Regions from separate parts of the Homo sapiens genome. Here region 1 is linked to region 2. A link is a loop called in an ENCODE intact Hi-C map of the cell type or tissue named here. Cell type or tissue: heart right ventricle. All regions are shown on one strand. Each heading gives the region's core, and the rest is flanking DNA. Links, peaks and the distances in the headings are about the cores only.

Region 1 (8,353 bases), core at 249-8,248, 78 kb before region 2:
ATGAGTAAAGCATACAGAAATAATAGACTCATTTAATACTAACTTCTTCTACAGTTGCCCAAAAGTCCATAAAACTGATATAATTTGATAAATATACTTATAGATAATGATACAGTGTATTAATGTGTTCCACTTAAGAATCTGCTGAGTTTTTCTTGTTTCCTTCTAATACTGATGATAGTTTACAAAAAAAAAAATCCATGCCCACAGAACTGTTATAAATTGACCACATCTTGGAATTTTTTAAAGATGGACTGTTTTATGGATAGCATAATGGATAGTTTACTGCCAAAGTTGATGACAGTTGAAGTTTGTCATGTGATCTATGCTATTATAATATTTTTTCTATCTTAACATTAGAGAAATCTGAGATTGAATTTCTGTGCCCAAATGGATAAACAAACAGAATTACCAATGTCGTAATCTGTATCTGAAAAAGAAACTTTATAGTCAAAATAGGCAATCATTTATGGAAAATATAACTTTCTCATATTTGAGAGAAAATATACTTACCATGGCAGACTTGCAAAATAAATGGTCTAGTGGCCTTAATGAGCAATGCTGTCTTTACAAGGGTCAGGCCATCATTCTTTTTGGAAATGGAAATTATTCTTTAATGTATATAGAACCCAAAGGTTTTACTATTATTGCTATAATATCACCTCTTATTAGGCACCCACTATAACTTTTAAACTATAGTTATTGGTGTTACTGGGTTGAAAAGGGATATAGGCATGGTACTCCCCGTGTGCCTTGGTCGAGCAGGGTGCTTTTGTTCCCGTATGAAGAAGCGAAGACATGAAAGGGAACAAAGGCAACAGGGAAATATGTGTCCTCCTCAAGGTGGGCCAATGTTTCCTACTTTCTCAGGGATTGGGTAAAAACAAAGACAAGTAGGCACCCCATAAGGACACAAAGGGCTTTGCTGTGTTTAAAACATGATTCTGAGAACCAGTGTGTCAAATAGTGTCACAAACATTACTTCCAAATGCATTTCTCATTTAAAGTTTACCTGAAGGCATTTTACACAAGGTTACGAAAGCTTATGACTCCCATCCCAGTAGCTTTAAAAAGTATCTTGTGGCTCCAATATTTTCTCACTTAATAAATATCTGATTTGATCATAATTTTACAAGCATTCTTGACAAAGTCTAATTTTAAAAATGTGTACTTATAAAATAGATTTTAAGCATTTTACAAAAAAATTTTAATTCACCATTTAATTTCAACATTTTATGTAACGTATCAAATAATTCAAATAATTTAGTGGTTATTTAATTTGGTTACATAAAGCATTATTTTATTGCTTTAATTTGGTTTTATTGCTTTTATTGCTTTTAAGCTTTTATTGCTTTAAGTTGGTTTAAAAACACAAAAATCCGTGTTAAATTATACTTACATAAGCTAAATTAGATTTATATAGAAACCATACATTTATATACATATATGCATAATTTACAATGTTGTTTCTTAAACTTATTTTTAAATGTCTATCTTATAAACATCATGACTCTCAGCAGCTATGCTTAAAAGCAAGAGTAATTGCTGTAACTTGTAAAATCACTAATTGCAAAAATTCAAACTCAAAGAACTTCTGAGCTGAGAAGATGACATAGGATTATTTTAAAACACAGACTTTGACTTAAGCACTTATCAGTAAGAATATCATAATTTCAATTAATAGAACTTCATGGAATAATATATGATCATGCATACATATTCTGAATAGGTATGAAGTTATAATATGTTCTTCTAGTTATTGGTGAAATTTAGTACCTGCCTTCTCCAACTAGGTTCACTTAGTGATGTACTGAAAACACAAGAAACCCCTAAAAGAGAGCCTTATAAAAGAGTATGGGATTTTCCTAATTATTAAAATAATTCATTTCATTTATACTCCTGGTTTACACTGTAAAAAAATTTTGGTGATATAAAGATCGTGATCACAATAAAATATTTTCCAAACAAGTAATTTATACAACTTCTTATAGATGTCTTCAGAATTTGTTACCACTCTCCACTCCAAGAGGGATCTATTCAACCTAAATGTTTAAGTATTTTCAAAATTTTTTTCTCTCTAATTGATTTTTACAGTAACAGGATTATAAAGCATCATTGTAATATCCATCGGGAGATAGAGGGGGTAAATATGGGAAATTTAAATCCTCAAACTATTAGCGTATTTCAGAATGTGTTTTTATTTTAAATAATTCACATAATTACCACAATTTTTATTTTGTTTCGAATGTTTGGAAAATCCAAATTTAACTTTCTTAAGGAAGAATATTAACCATATCCATAAGATATATATATATTTATTTGCATATTTTATATATAATATATATAAAATATATACTATATAATATATATAATATATAAAAATATATATCTTATGGATATAGTTAATATTCTTCCATATATATATATATATATATATTCTAGAGCTAATGGAAATATTTAAAGTGTTAAGTCCTATTTTTCTCACAGGACTTATCAATCAGTTTTTGACAATAAGCTGGCATGTATGCCAGTATGCCAAGCAATAAAGACTTTCATGGTTTCACAAGAGCAAATTTCAAGTTTCCTCCCAAAATAAATATTCAGCCATGCCACAAATTCCTCTAATAATCTTCAGAGAACATTTTGTATCTCTCTGGTTTCCAAATTTTGACAAGCGATGTTTTGCAACATTAACACATTAGTTCGTGCTGCTCTGGCCCTGTGACCACGATAAAACCTCACATATTTTATCATTTCACTAAGCTCAGAGATAAAAGCAAACTCAAAACTGTTGGATATTTGATGAGACACTGACCAATCTACAGCACAAGCCCTGAAGAAACACTGTCATTAACACCCTGGCTGCATTCTCCCTCCTAGCGCCCTGTCTTGGATTGACATTGCTATCACATCACCCCACAGATTTCTCATGTAAATGGGGAAGTGGGTAAACAGGAAGCCATACCAGAAGGGGCTCATCAGGGGCACTTGTAGAGAGTTCAGCAGATGATGTGCGGATGGTGCTGACCCCAGTGAGGGAAACGTTTGAGAGCCTTCTCCGCCTCACACCGCTGCAATTGTTGGGTATTTTAAATGCACATCTCTTATGGTAATTCAGACCACACCCTGGAAAGGGAAAATAAAAATTATTTTTATTGAACCATAAATTAAAAAGTGATTCCAATATTAGTGTAAAGTAGAAATTTAAAAAATAGTACAGCTTCCATTTTCCTTGAGAGTATTTGGAAATTCACATTTTCTTTTGAACATTCTCTGAATTTTTTTTCCAATTTGTTAATGGGTTTTGAATTCTGATCTTATTGCACAAGCTCAGGAACTATGCTAGGTATCATTTTTAAAAATGTTCTGTGATATAACAGTCTTAGGCTTGAAGGGATATAGAAATTAACTCAAATTAGATAATCTGAGCCACTTTTAGCTGCCGTAAGTTCAAATGTGAGTGGACACATAAAGGAATATTAATCACAGCACATCACAAGTTTTAGACAACACTAATTTGAATCTGGGCCTCATAACTTGCTTGTCTACATGGCCTGGAACAAAGTTTCACCTCAGTTTTCTCGTCTCTAAAATGGAGGTAATAACTACCTTGTAGAATTACTAAGAAGATATATAAAGTACCTCACATGCTGGTTTCCACATGGTAGGTGATCAATAATTGGAAACAGATTTCCCACCTAGGCAAGTGTCAGTTTCTTTTCAATATTTTTAATATTCATATTCCCCACGTAGCTGGAGGCCATTACTTAGAATCTCTCCATGTGTCACACAGCAGTCCGGACAGACAAATTTTCATAAAACCAGATTTTAGGCAGAGTTTCTTCCAGATTATTGTCTGCTAGCTTCCCTCTTCACAGACAGAAATTCAAAAATTGTGGATAGTTTATTTGTAGGTTGCATAATAAATGCTCAGTTATATTTGTCAAAGTTCAAAGAACTCTAACCCTGCCCTCCCAATCCAAAGAGAATAGAGTACAATTGCGCCAGTTTTAAAGATTATATCATGGTGTCCTAGCACCTTGAATTGTGCAGTTCAAAGTGTTCTTTCCACATTATGATAAAATTATGTTGTTGGTGCAGAAATGCAGATACATGTTCCAGCTCGCGACTCAACAGCTGAGTGAACTTAGACGGTTTAATTTCCTGAATCTCTGCTCATTTCAACAAATGTGTATTCAATGTCTACTATTCCAATTTCTGACTTATTTACTAGGCAAATTTTATTTTTAGTCGGCTGATAAAATATTGAGCACCATATAGGGGTGAAACATGTCCACATGATAAGGGAGAAAAGATGTGAGAATAAGGGTTCCCAGGTCAGACCAACTTTGTTCAAGACAGGAAACTTAAAGAAATGAACAGAAGAGAATCCATGTACCCCCTAAATGCCTGGAAGATACTTCGGGGAGATACTGCTACACTATTGTAGAGGGCACAACATAAGCAGATAGCTCCATCATGCATTATTTTTTATTTTTTACTATTTCATTAGCTTTAGGTGTACATGTGGTTTTCAGTACATGAATGAATTATATAGTGGTAAAGTCTGGGCTTTTAGTGTAGCTGTCACCCAAATGGTTTATGTTCATTGTACACAATAGGTAGTTTTTCATCCCTCAGCCACCTCTGAACCTCCTGCTTCTGATTTTCCAATGTCTATTACACCACTGTGTGTGCCCCTGTGTACCCACAGATTAGCTTCCACTTATAAATGAGAACATGTGGTATTTGGCTTTTGTTCCTGAGTTACTTCAGTTAGGATAATGGCCTCCAGTTCTATCCAAGTTGCTGCAAAAGACATTATTTTGTTCTTTTTCATGGCTGAGTAGTATTTCATGGTGTATATATATAATGCATATTGTGAATTGTATTCACAATTGCAAAGGTATGGAATCAACCTAAGTGCCCATCAACCAATGAGTGGATAAAGAGAATGTGGAGTGTATACACGCACACACACCAATGTATATACATGTTTGTATATATGTGTGTATATGTATATATGTGTATACATACATAGATCTATGTACATAGGTGTATATATACATAGACTTATGTAATAGGTGTATATATAGATAGATCTATGTATGTATACACACAAAAAAACCTATATTTTCTCAACCAAACGAGTGGATGAAGAAAATGTATATATACACACATATATATGTGCGTATATATATGTATATATGTACCACATTTTCTTTATCCACTCATTGGTTGATGGGCACTTAGCTTTTACGTATCTTTGCAATTGTGAATTCTGCTGCGATAAACACAGGAGAACAGCACACATTTAACTTGCATGGGAAGAAAATAACTTACCTTCACATTTAAGACCTTGACGTACCAGCCCCCACAGCATTTCTCCACAGTGATCACAGAAAGCTGGAGCTCTGTATGAATGAACAAAGAGAGCGTGGGGACGAATCTGAAAGTCTTCAAAGGTGGCGGAAGCTGTAAAAATAGTGATGTTGAAAAGTAAGTTGAATAGGCACTCTGATCTGTAAATAAAAAGTATGCAAGATAATAAATATGCCAGTACGGATATAACTCCCTAGGCAAAGTTAGGGAAGATAAGATGCAACACAGCTTGCACTTTCAGCCATTAGACATTATTCCCAGCCATAGTTTTACAGTTGGTGGCACAGCAACCATCTCTCTTCTCCTCTTCCTGCTTGACCAAGTTTCAGACCACTTTAAAAACAGCCAAAAAAATAGCAGAAAGCATGAATGAAAGTATAAGTACACCTGATTTACAAACACCTGATGATACTTAAAAAATATTTTACTTTTTCTCTTACTTAAATGAGTGAGAAAGGTATTCAAAAATATTAATGAAAAGAAGAAAGTTGATGAATTCAGATAGATCCGAAAAATAGTATCCTTGAGTTTGACAATGAAGAAGTACATTACAGGGTCCAGTTGAAAGATAGATATAAAATATGAGTGGCTTCCTTATATAGGGATAGAGCTGTCTGAACTCTTGGGCAATGTATAATAACTAAGCATTTAAATCATGACTGAGCAACAACCAAGCAGCCACTTCACCAACATGCCAAAGAGAGGGATTTAATACATACGCTGGTGAACTGCAGTCCATTCTGAGAAATACACCTTAATCAACCATATTCATGTTGTAGGGAACTTTTTGGTGTTGCTTACTGTTGCTTATTCTGTATGGTACTCATACAGGATATTAAAATCCATTTTTATTACATCTTTCCATATGATATTTTTATTGTATTATAAAAGTGGTTTGTGCTGTTTTGTTGTTGCTGAAATCAAGAAATAGAAAGGTATCGACAGCGGAAAGATGAGCTTTTTTCTTAGTGTCCTAATGGAAAGTGGTGGATCTTTCCAGACCTATGTGCACACAGTAAGCCTGAGGTTGCGGCTGCACAATATAGCACAGTACAGCACCTGGCAGGCAGAAGACCTGGGGGAAGCCTGACCTTTACCGGAGTGACATCTCAATAAGCACGAGTCTCAGTTTCTCATACCTAAAAAGAGACAGTCTGTCTGATGATGACTTCTCCAGTCCCTTAAAATTTAAACTTCCATTAATGTAAGAACAGAACCATATGAACTTAACTTTGTAAGATTTTATTTTACGAGAATTTTGGGGAAAACTGAGGCCTTCAATATATTCCTTGTCTTCTGCCTTCCTTTCCTTTCCTCCTCAATTCAAATAAGTTTAAGAAATTGCATATCACATTTCCCACTTCAAGATCCACAATATAATTGTCAATGCTTAATCCAAGTAGATCAGAAAAAAAGTGTGGTTTGGGTGCCAATCACCTACTTTGGTGGTTTGGTCAAAATGTGTCCAATTGGGAGAAGAATAAATTCTTTTTAAAATTGGTCTCTCATACTCATGTAGAAAATTTATTTTTAAAATATCAAAGAAAATAATTAAAGAGAAAACTTTATGTCAATTCTTAACTTCTAGCTTCTCCCCTCAGCCCCAAAATCACCCCTCCAGACCAAACAACTATGACAATACTATCACAACGATTAGTTGAATAATTACTTTAGTATTCAAAATAAGCCACATTAGAATTTGACAATACAAATACCAAGCTGGATTCAGACATTTTTGGAATTAATCAGAAGGAATATAAATAATTAAACTAAAGATTTTCAGTGACACTCCTCCAATTTATGCTAGGTAAATTTGTTTTTTTTTTTTCTTTCATTTTTTGAAGAGGATTAACATTCATAAGCAGTTAGCACCCTTGACTTATGTTTAAATGCCATATTTCTAAAGTTCAATTTTAATATTCTCCTGTTAATTTTAGAATAATTAAATACATTTTTAAAATAAAACTATGAAGTGTGGTGAGGTTTTTACATCCATTTGAAATCAAAGCACAACATCCATTCATTATGAATTTACCTGTTCTGCACCCTGGGGGAAATCAGCATTAGTTGAGTGTATGCATGCCACCTCGCCTAATCACAAAATTGCACTTCAGAGATAATCACTTAGCACAGGAAAACAAAGTGAATGCTGTAATTCCATTTCATTTAAGTTTAGGAATCAAAATGGACAGATAAGAATAGGAATATTAAAGTGTCTAGAGATTCCAAGAGAGGAACAATGGGCTATCTGTTAGTCTGTCATAATCAATCAGCCAACCTAAATTAAAACCATATGACAGGGCAACAAACTAAACACAATAGGCCCCTTATACTGGTATTTGTGTCTCTTTTATTTGCTCTATTCACAGCCTATTGTTATACTCCAGTGTGCAAGAGAAGAGAAAATGACATGCTTTTCTTAGTCATTGAGCATTTGAAACAGGTAATTGAGCCAAAAACCCTAAGATAATCAGTTCTTTTATGGTTCATTATAAATTGTTGCACAAATGGAGTAAACTGTTTGGTTAGCAGTACAGAAGAAATAAGGCTTCTGAAGCAAAATAATCTCTGGAGGTCAAAATTATTTGCATAATAAAATAAAATAACGACAGATCTTCCAAGATTTTCAGTACTTTTTTAAAAAACTGGTAATTTTGGCAATGGGAGAAGCATAAACTCTTGCTGGCTATGACAAGTTGAGACTGATATAATGAGAGGAAATGCTTAAGCAATCTATAAGGTAGTTATTATGCCAAACCCCATTTTACAGATGAGAAAACTGATACTCAGAAATTAAGGAGCTACACTAGGTAATACAGAATCTGAACTGAGGCAGTCCTGACACCAGAACCATATAAACTCTCTCAGCCACCATTACTCAACTTGTATTTTTTTGACTATTTAAACACTATGGATTATAAGCTGCACCTTTATTTTATGTATCACTGAAAAATATTTTTTAAAGAGTACA
Region 2 (8,353 bases), core at 326-8,325:
GAAAAATAAAAAAAGACTTTCCTTTTCCCTCCCTTTCTTTCACCTTTCTCCCTCCCTCCTTCACTTATGCCAATTCCCAACCACCACCACTCCCTGCCAAAGTAGGCAGAAAATGAATGATGTTCTATCATACAATAATTAAAAACCACCATCGAAGATAGGGCTTTGCTATCTCTCCTAGTGTCAACTTACACTTTAGATTCTTGGTTGAATTACTGAGGTCTCTGTCCAGAAAATCTGATTTGTGAAGATAAATCTGTAATACCTATTTTCATAAAGTATTACTTAAAATCTTTTACCTTTTTTTATTTTTTAACCCATCTTACTTTGTTATTTTCTGAGCCACGGGCATGCTGTTCAAATGCAGATAACTCAGAAAAATCACACACCTTGTAATGCTCCTTCTGTAGTTCTTTGTTTCACACTAGCACCTGCAATCACGTAACCTTCTGCTCCACAAGCCCAATGCTTCTTTCTTTCTTTCCTTCCTTCCTTCCTTCCTTCTTTCTTTCTCTCTCTCTTTCTTTCTCTCTGTCTCTCTCTCTTTCTTTTTTCTTTTTTTTTTTTTGGAGACAGAGTCTCACTCTGTTGCCCAAGCTGGAGTGCAGTGATGCCGCAATCTTGGCTCAGTGCAACTTCCACTTCCCAGGTTGAAGTGAGTGATTCTTCTGCCTCAGCCTCTGGTGTAGCTGGTATTATAGGTGTGTGCCACCATGCCTGACTACTTTTTGTATTTTTAGTAGAGACAGGGTTTCACCATGTTGGCCAGGCTGATCTTAAACTCCTTGCTTCAAGTGATCCTCCAGCTTTGGCCTCCCAAAGTGCTGGGAGTACAGGCATGAGCCACTGTGTGGCCCCAATGCTTCTTTTGTAAAGGAATGCCTAACACCAGGTGTCTACCAACTTCAGAAATCTTCAAGGTCCAAATTTAGAAACACAAAAGTCACTCCGGTTAGTCTTCTTCTCTACACTGTATTGACAAAATAACTTCCTTTTCTCATTCAAGACAAGACTTTAATTTACTCCACTCTGTTTTTCTAAAGGCAGGGCTAGAATCTGACCCATAAGCTATCTTCTGCTTAGACCTCTCTTTTTTTTTAGCCACTCTCCTTTCTATTGAGTTCAAAATCTGATTGTTTAAAAAACGGTTTTCCTTCATAATTTTAAATTTGTACCTTAACTTTATCCCATCTATTTGAATTACAGCAAAAATAAAATAAAATAAATGGGAAAAGATATCTAAGACAAAAAAGAATATATCTAATTAAAGAAAAGTCTGCCTGGAATCTTTTGAAATTAAAGTTTTGAATGTGAAATGGCAGATTTTGGCTATGAGATTCTAAAGTTTGTTGTCCTACAAGATATAGAAATACACATATAACTGGAACTCGCTTAACCTTTGGGGAATAAAGCTAGACTATAAATCCTCCTTCCTTGGGCATATAAATATATTGATGTTGTGTATCAAGTATTGCTAAAGAAGTCTAATAAGCTACAGGTTTCTCTTTAAGGCAGATGTGACTCAGTGAGATACTTAATGGTTGGCAAAAACCTTCTTTTATTTTAATTTGAATAACATGTCATCTATTAAGATAAAAGCAATAAGATATGACTTAATAAATCATTAACTCTAATGCAGCAATTTCTGTGTATAGACTTCCTGGAGGTAGTTTAAATCATTATTTTGTTGTATATAATTTTTAAGTTTTAAAATAAATGTTCATATCAAGCAATTACAGGAGGTAATAATCAATGAGAGCCTCACTATTGTTGTGTAAAAACATATTATCTTGCATTATACCTTGACAGATTACTAGTTAGTGATAGCTATTAGAAGTCTTAGTAGACACTTTGAAATTATTCACACAACAGTAATTAGGCGTGTGGATGTGCAGCTTGGAAATGAAAAAAATGTACTTCACACTTCACACTATTTGTCTCACTCTGAATAAAACTGTCACTATAGCACAATGAAGATTTTTATATTTCATAAAGGCTAAATGTTTATTACTTTAACAAATTAAAAATAATAGACACAGGTACTGAACAAAATGAAGGCTATGACAGCAACTAAAAAAGTTTAACCAAAAGTTAAGAATCATTAACTTTAGAGAAGAAAAACTCATTTTAGAGATGAGTAAGTTGATGTCCAGAACATATTAAGGAATATTTTCAAGGTGACAGTGGTAGGTAGTGCCAGAATAATAGCTAAGAGCTAGTCTCTTGAATTTTACTGCTTGATCTTTCCTCTCAGTTCTGCTTCTCTTAGAAAGGAAAGACAGAAAGAATGGCCAAATGTCCAGCAAACAGTGATTCAGAACTGAAATCCCTGAGCACTTTTCTTTACCAGAAAGCCCTGGACCCAGGCTTTTGGATTTTGAATAAAACCAAAGTAAATGATTTAATGAGCTTTGTAGCAGCTGTTCCTGGCTATCTTCAATTCTACTATTTGACCCAGCAATCCCATTACTGGGTATATGCCTAGAGGACTATAAAACATTCAACCACATAAAGACACATGCATATGAATGTTCATTGCAGCACTATTCACAATAGCAAAAACATGGAATCAACCTAAATGCCCATCTATGACAGACTGGATTTTTAAAAATGTGGTACATATACACCACAGAATATGATGCAGTCATTAAAAAGAATGAGGGCATGTCTTTTGCAGGACCATGGATGGAGCTGCAGGACATTATCCTTAGCAAACTAACACAGGAACAGAAAACCAAATACCACATCTTCTCACTTATAAGCGGGAGCTAAATGATGAGAACTTAGGGATACAAAGAAAGGAACAACAGACATTATTGGGGCCTAATTGAGGGTGGAGGGTAGGAGGAGGTAGAGGAGCAGAAAAAAAATAACGATTAGGTACTAGGCTTAGTACCTGGGTGATAAAATTGTTTATACAACAAACTTTCATAACACAAGTTTACCTATATAACAAATCTGCACATGTACCCTGGAACCTAAAATAAAAATTAAAAAATAAATAAAGTTCACCGTGAATATTATCATAATTAATGTTTATAAACTTGCCTCTCAATCATATTTCTATATTTTACACGTTTAGGTATACATATATGACATATGTCATGTGTATATACTTGCATATATACTTATACCTGTTTGTATGTTTATTACTTCATTGACTACCTCCCAGAACCACTGCAGAGATTAGATGAACCAACATATGTAAAGTAATTACTATTGGCCCAGACTCATAGCAAATGCTTTATATATGTTCGTTGTTGTTATTATAAGTAGCCATGACCTTGAGAAGTTCTTCTAGGCCACTCTGTTCTAGTTAAAAAACGTCAGATAAGGAACGACACAGACACATACATCATGCACACTCAGTGGTCTGCAATTTCTGCTTGCCTTCTATAACTTCAATACAGCTCCACATGATTTCTAATTGGCTCTACCTAAGTCCTAAAAACTAAAAAGGCTAAAAACTAAGGTTTTCTTAACTTCCATTTTGTTAATTTTACTGACACTTATATTCATTATATCTATATATCTTGTTTTTCCTCAAAATTAACCTATATTCAGTGACAAACTGATTTTTTTTAAAAAAACTCCCTTTCTTTGATTAATATTATGACATTTTTACATTAATTCCATGTATTGTGCTAGAATCAAGCAAGGGCCATGGATTTGGATGCTGGCATGGATTCAGTGGAATTCCATTGTTCTGACTGTGCTACAAATGATCCTTTGGTTCCAAGGACAAAAATCTCATTTCCCAAAGCCAAATCCCCAAGGAAGTGGTGTATTTCTTTCTTCTTTGTACTGATAAGTGGACAGTGCATCTGATTTAAAGGATCAAAATCAAAACAATTTCTCTCATTTACTTTGATGTTCCTTGAGATAGGAAAGAATTTCTTCTCCCCTTGTAAAATGCTGTACGGCTTCTGGAAAAAAATGCTGTAGCATGCAGGAGAGGAAAGGAGAGCCAAAGACAATAAAACCACCTGCCACCCCAACATTAGTGACGTTTATTATTTTGGTCTTTCCGTTCACTCCCAAGTGGCCAGATGTCCTCAGCTGAACTGACGGCCAATAGCAGATTTTGGACTCGCCTACAAAGACCTTTCTATGCTTGTATTAAAAGGGTATCTGCAAAGGTTCTATGCGTATCTGTGATGTTTGGGATCTTGATTCAGGTTAGTAGGTCATAGAGAAATGTATCATACTTCCAGCAAATCTGACTAATGGTCTGTTGCTGTCTCTCTTAAAGGCAGATATAATTTACAAAGACTAAATCTAAAGAACAGTAAAAAATAGCAAGTTACACTTGACCCCATGAAAGGCTGAAATAAAAAATGAGATATTGAGGAAAAAATCTATAGATGTTCATGTTCTTTGCTTTAGGATACCGTAAAAAATGAGTATCAAGGTAAAATGTTATACTGTGACTATGCATAAAATAATCGCTTTCATTTTTCATGCATATAATCGATCAATATATATCTATGCTAATATGAAATAACTTCAATTTTGTTAGAGAAACAATGGCAGCTTACCTACTGAGAGCTAGATAAATACCTTGTCACATAAGTTATTCAGTACAAGTTTGTATCTTCATTTTATTGGATAACTGGGAACACAGTAGTAAACAATACAAAGAGCCCTCACCCCCATGAAGGTCTGAGATATGCCTAAAATTCTTGAGTTTCATGGGATTGTCACAGTCAATCCCCAAAAAGCTAACATCCTGACATTCTTCATCCTGCTCCCTTTATATTTCTGTAATCCAATTTGCTTATAATCACAAGACTATAAAGGAGTCAGAGTGAGAAATGTTTTAAGCAAGATATTTTGAGAGGAGTTTCTTTGCCTTTAAAAAAGGGCAGAACAAACTTTTCTTGAGGGAAATCTAGTTTACACTCAAGGTACCTGAGAAATCTCAGCTTGTGAATAGGCCGGTAACTAGAGGTTCTCAAAAATCTTTATTGTATTCTAGAAGAAACTGGGAGCGCAGAAGAGGCTAGCTGCATGAGTGTGTCATTTCATCTAGATTCAGTCACTGCACTAATTCACATGCCTTTTCACTGGAAGGGAGAGAAAGGGTATATATAAAAATTAAAACTGAAACATTTGAATTAAACATGGTATTTTATATATATATGGAGAAAGAGAGAGAAAGCTAGTTTGAACACAGAGAACCAAGCAGAGAACCAAAAAAAATTTTGATGTCTCACTCTAAATTCATAGAACATAAAATTCACTAGTGGAGACAAGAACATGTTAGGAAACAGAACATCTTGCCTCACAAAACTTCAAACACAACAATCAAAATTCAGATTGCAGACAAAACATTCAAGATATATTGCACTTCAGATTCCACCCCATTTATAGAAATACGCCTCACAAGAAGGATCTGAGTTTCCTGCATGCACGCTCCCTTGAATCGACTCCAGGCAGGCTGTCTGCCCAACCTCTACTCTCAAATCTCTCTCTTTAAACTGCCAATCAATGCCCTTCACATTGCCAGCTTCTATGGGTAATTCTCAGTTCCTCACAGACATTTCAGCAGCATGTGACCCAGTGGATCACTCCCTCTTTCAAACAACACACTTTCTTCTCTGGATTCCAGAATAGTGTATTCTTTTGTCTTTCCTCCCACTTGACTGGCTATCACTTTTTAGTCACTTTTACTGAACCCTCTTTTTCTTTCCAATCTCTAGATAGGTGCTGGAGTGTTCAGGACTCACTCTTCAGAAAGTTTATTTTCTCTGTTTATCATCACGCTCTTAAAGGATCTCATCCAGTCTCCAGACTTTAAATATCGTTTATACTCGGGTGACACAAATTTCTAACTCTATCATTGAGCCTCCCCTTAAAACATGGACTCATCTATCTAACTGATACACCATCTCTGCTGAGATGTATCTACAAGGTATCACATATTAACATGTTCAGAACAGAACTCTTAATTATCAGCCCCCACTGCCCCTCTTTGCTGCTCCGCATCTCAAGAAATGTCACTGCCATCCAGTTGTTCAGTTAGAAACCCTGGATTTATCTTTGAATTTTCTTTTTCTCTCTCACATATCTAATCTGTCAACAGATCTTGTTGCCTGTACATTAAAAGCACAATATACTCCAAATCCAAAGTTTGTCACCATCTCTACTGCTGTCTCCCTAGTCCAAGCCACAACCTCTCCAAAACCTGAATTAACTGCACAAGCCACCTGCCCCTACTCTTGCCCCCAGCAATCTACTCTACAAAGAGGAATTGGAATCATTCTTTTTATTAAAAAAACAAAACAAAACAGAATTTCACCCTTTTTGCCCAGGCTGGGGTGCAATGGCGTGATCTCAGCTCACTGTAGCCTCTACCTCCCGGGTTCAAGTGATTATCCTGCTTCAGCCTCCCGAGTAGTTGGGATTACAGGTGCCCGCCACCATGCCCAGCTAATTTTTTGTATTTTTAGTACAGATGAGGTTTTACCATGTTGCCAAGCTGGTCTTGAATTCCTAGCCTCAGGTGATCCACCCGCCTTGGCCTCCCAAAGCGCTGGAATTACAGGCATAGCCACTGTGCCTGGCATGGAGTCATTCTTCTAAACATGTGTCAGATCAAAGCCCTCCAACAGCTTCCCTTCACACATAGAATCATCCCAAAGTCAACCAGAGCTCATAGGCTCTCATCCAAACTATTACATCGCCACCTCATCTTCTTCTACCTCTTTTCCTCCACTCTGGCCTTATTACTGTTTTTCAAATAAGCAATTCCACCTTAGGGCCTTTGTGCTTGTGGCTCCTCCACCACCCCGGGATTGCAATATGCTTTTCCTCTATATTCACATGGCTAATTCCTCATTTTGCTCGTGTCACCTCCTTAGAGAGGCTTTCCCTGACCATCCACAAGGAATATAACAGTTCCTCTTACTCATATCTGTTGTCCTGCTTCCTTTTAATCAGATAAGTCATCACCACCTACACTTCTATGATATATCTATCTTTTTAAAAAAGAATTCTGTCTCTTAACTCAAATATGGGTCCATTAGAGTGGGGACTTTTTCCATCCTAGTCACTGTTGTATCCCAAGAGACTACAACAGTGTCTGGTACACCGTACATGCTCAGTATACATTGTTGAATCAATAAATGAACGAATAAGTCACAACGTGAGCTGTTTTATCTCACAAAGTATTAAGGGAATTAGTTAATCATTATTGTTATTATTTTTGAGATAGAGTCTTGATGCATCACCCAGGCTGGAGTGCAATGGTGCAATCATAGCTCACTGCAACCTTGAACTCCTGGGCTCAAGCAATCCTCCTGCCTCAGCCTCCTGAGTAGCTAGGACTACAGGCACATGCCGCCATGCCCAACTAATTATTATTATTATTATTATTGTAGAGACAGGGGGTCTCACTATGTTGCCCAGGCTGGTCTCAAACATCTGGCCTCAATGATCCTCCTGCCTCGGCCTCCCAAAGCACTTGGATTACAGGTGTGAGCCACCTGCACCCAGCCCATTTTTTAAAACATTACCAACCAAAGCAACACTGGAAACAGACTAATGATTTATCAATGGAGGGTTCAGGCTCCTTGTATCTGGAGACATTTTAAGAAAATGGTATCTAACTATCTATAGGTTTGAACAGATTATCTCTCTTCCTATTCCAATTCCACAATTAAAACATTTCAATGACCTGTATTTACTGGGACGGTCCGTTCCCCTTTGACTCTTAAAATAAAAGCAGTATTTATTTTTAGAAATCAGGATTTCCTTTCCTACAGAGGTTACAGCTCAGACACACTTGAGCACTGAAATGTTTACGATGACTTTGGGAGACTACTCACACTAAAGCAGCACACTTCCCCAGTGTGGAACCTCCAGGTCTCTGAGGGCCTAATTCTCATTTTTGGTGCCACTGTGGGAATTTCCTTCCTTGCCTTATCAGAGTATCTTGACCTTACCCCTCTAGAAAACTTTAGTTAAGCAGGGAAAACTGAATGCGCTTATTCCTAATATCAATAGATAACCACACCAACTTGGCTTGGTTCACCTTGCTAATTTATCTACTACCACCTGCCACTATCCCCTCAGTCACTCTTCTCCAGAACCTTCAACCACCAAGCACCTGGCTTCATGGCTTTTGTTCTTACTGTTACCTTGGCTTGGAACATTCTTCCACATAAAAGTCCACTGGTACACACTGTCATCTGATTCAGGTTTCTGTCTAAATATCCTTCTATTATTTATCTCATTGTGTGTGTACATATATACACACACACACACACACACACATAATCCCTCTACTCATTAACATGTGAGCTCACTTGGGGAGCGACTGTGTGTGTGCTTTGGTTCATTACTGTATCCC

The links. A loop is a pair of places that touch in the nucleus more often than their neighbours do. Peaks named below come from ENCODE experiments on the same cell type or tissue, not always from the same donor. Only the 100,000 strongest peaks of a DNase experiment are listed, where the experiment ranks them.
Region 1: it touches region 2 in a loop (2.2-fold over the local background); 1 of 110 quality-filtered maps calls a loop at or near these places.

The regions. Positions count from the first base shown.
Region 1 is chr14:29,660,734-29,669,086 of GRCh38, forward strand. It overlaps PRKD1 (protein kinase D1), which reads right to left. Exons shown (of 18, transcript NM_002742.3): 3 at 5,344-5,475; 4 at 2,966-3,126. Among named protein-coding and RNA genes, the nearest start is that of PRKD1, 260 kb to the right of the region's middle. RefSeq lists an enhancer at 2,693-3,257. In heart right ventricle, for the core only: no CTCF peak of the experiment used is centred there; no DNase peak of the experiment used is centred there.
Region 2 is chr14:29,738,278-29,746,630 of GRCh38, forward strand. The region is part of intron 1 of PRKD1 (protein kinase D1); the gene reads right to left. Among named protein-coding and RNA genes, the nearest start is that of PRKD1, 190 kb to the right of the region's middle. In heart right ventricle, for the core only: no CTCF peak of the experiment used is centred there; DNase peaks (open chromatin) are centred at 3,684 and 4,044; H3K4me3 peaks cover 459 bases; H3K27ac peaks cover 2,702 bases.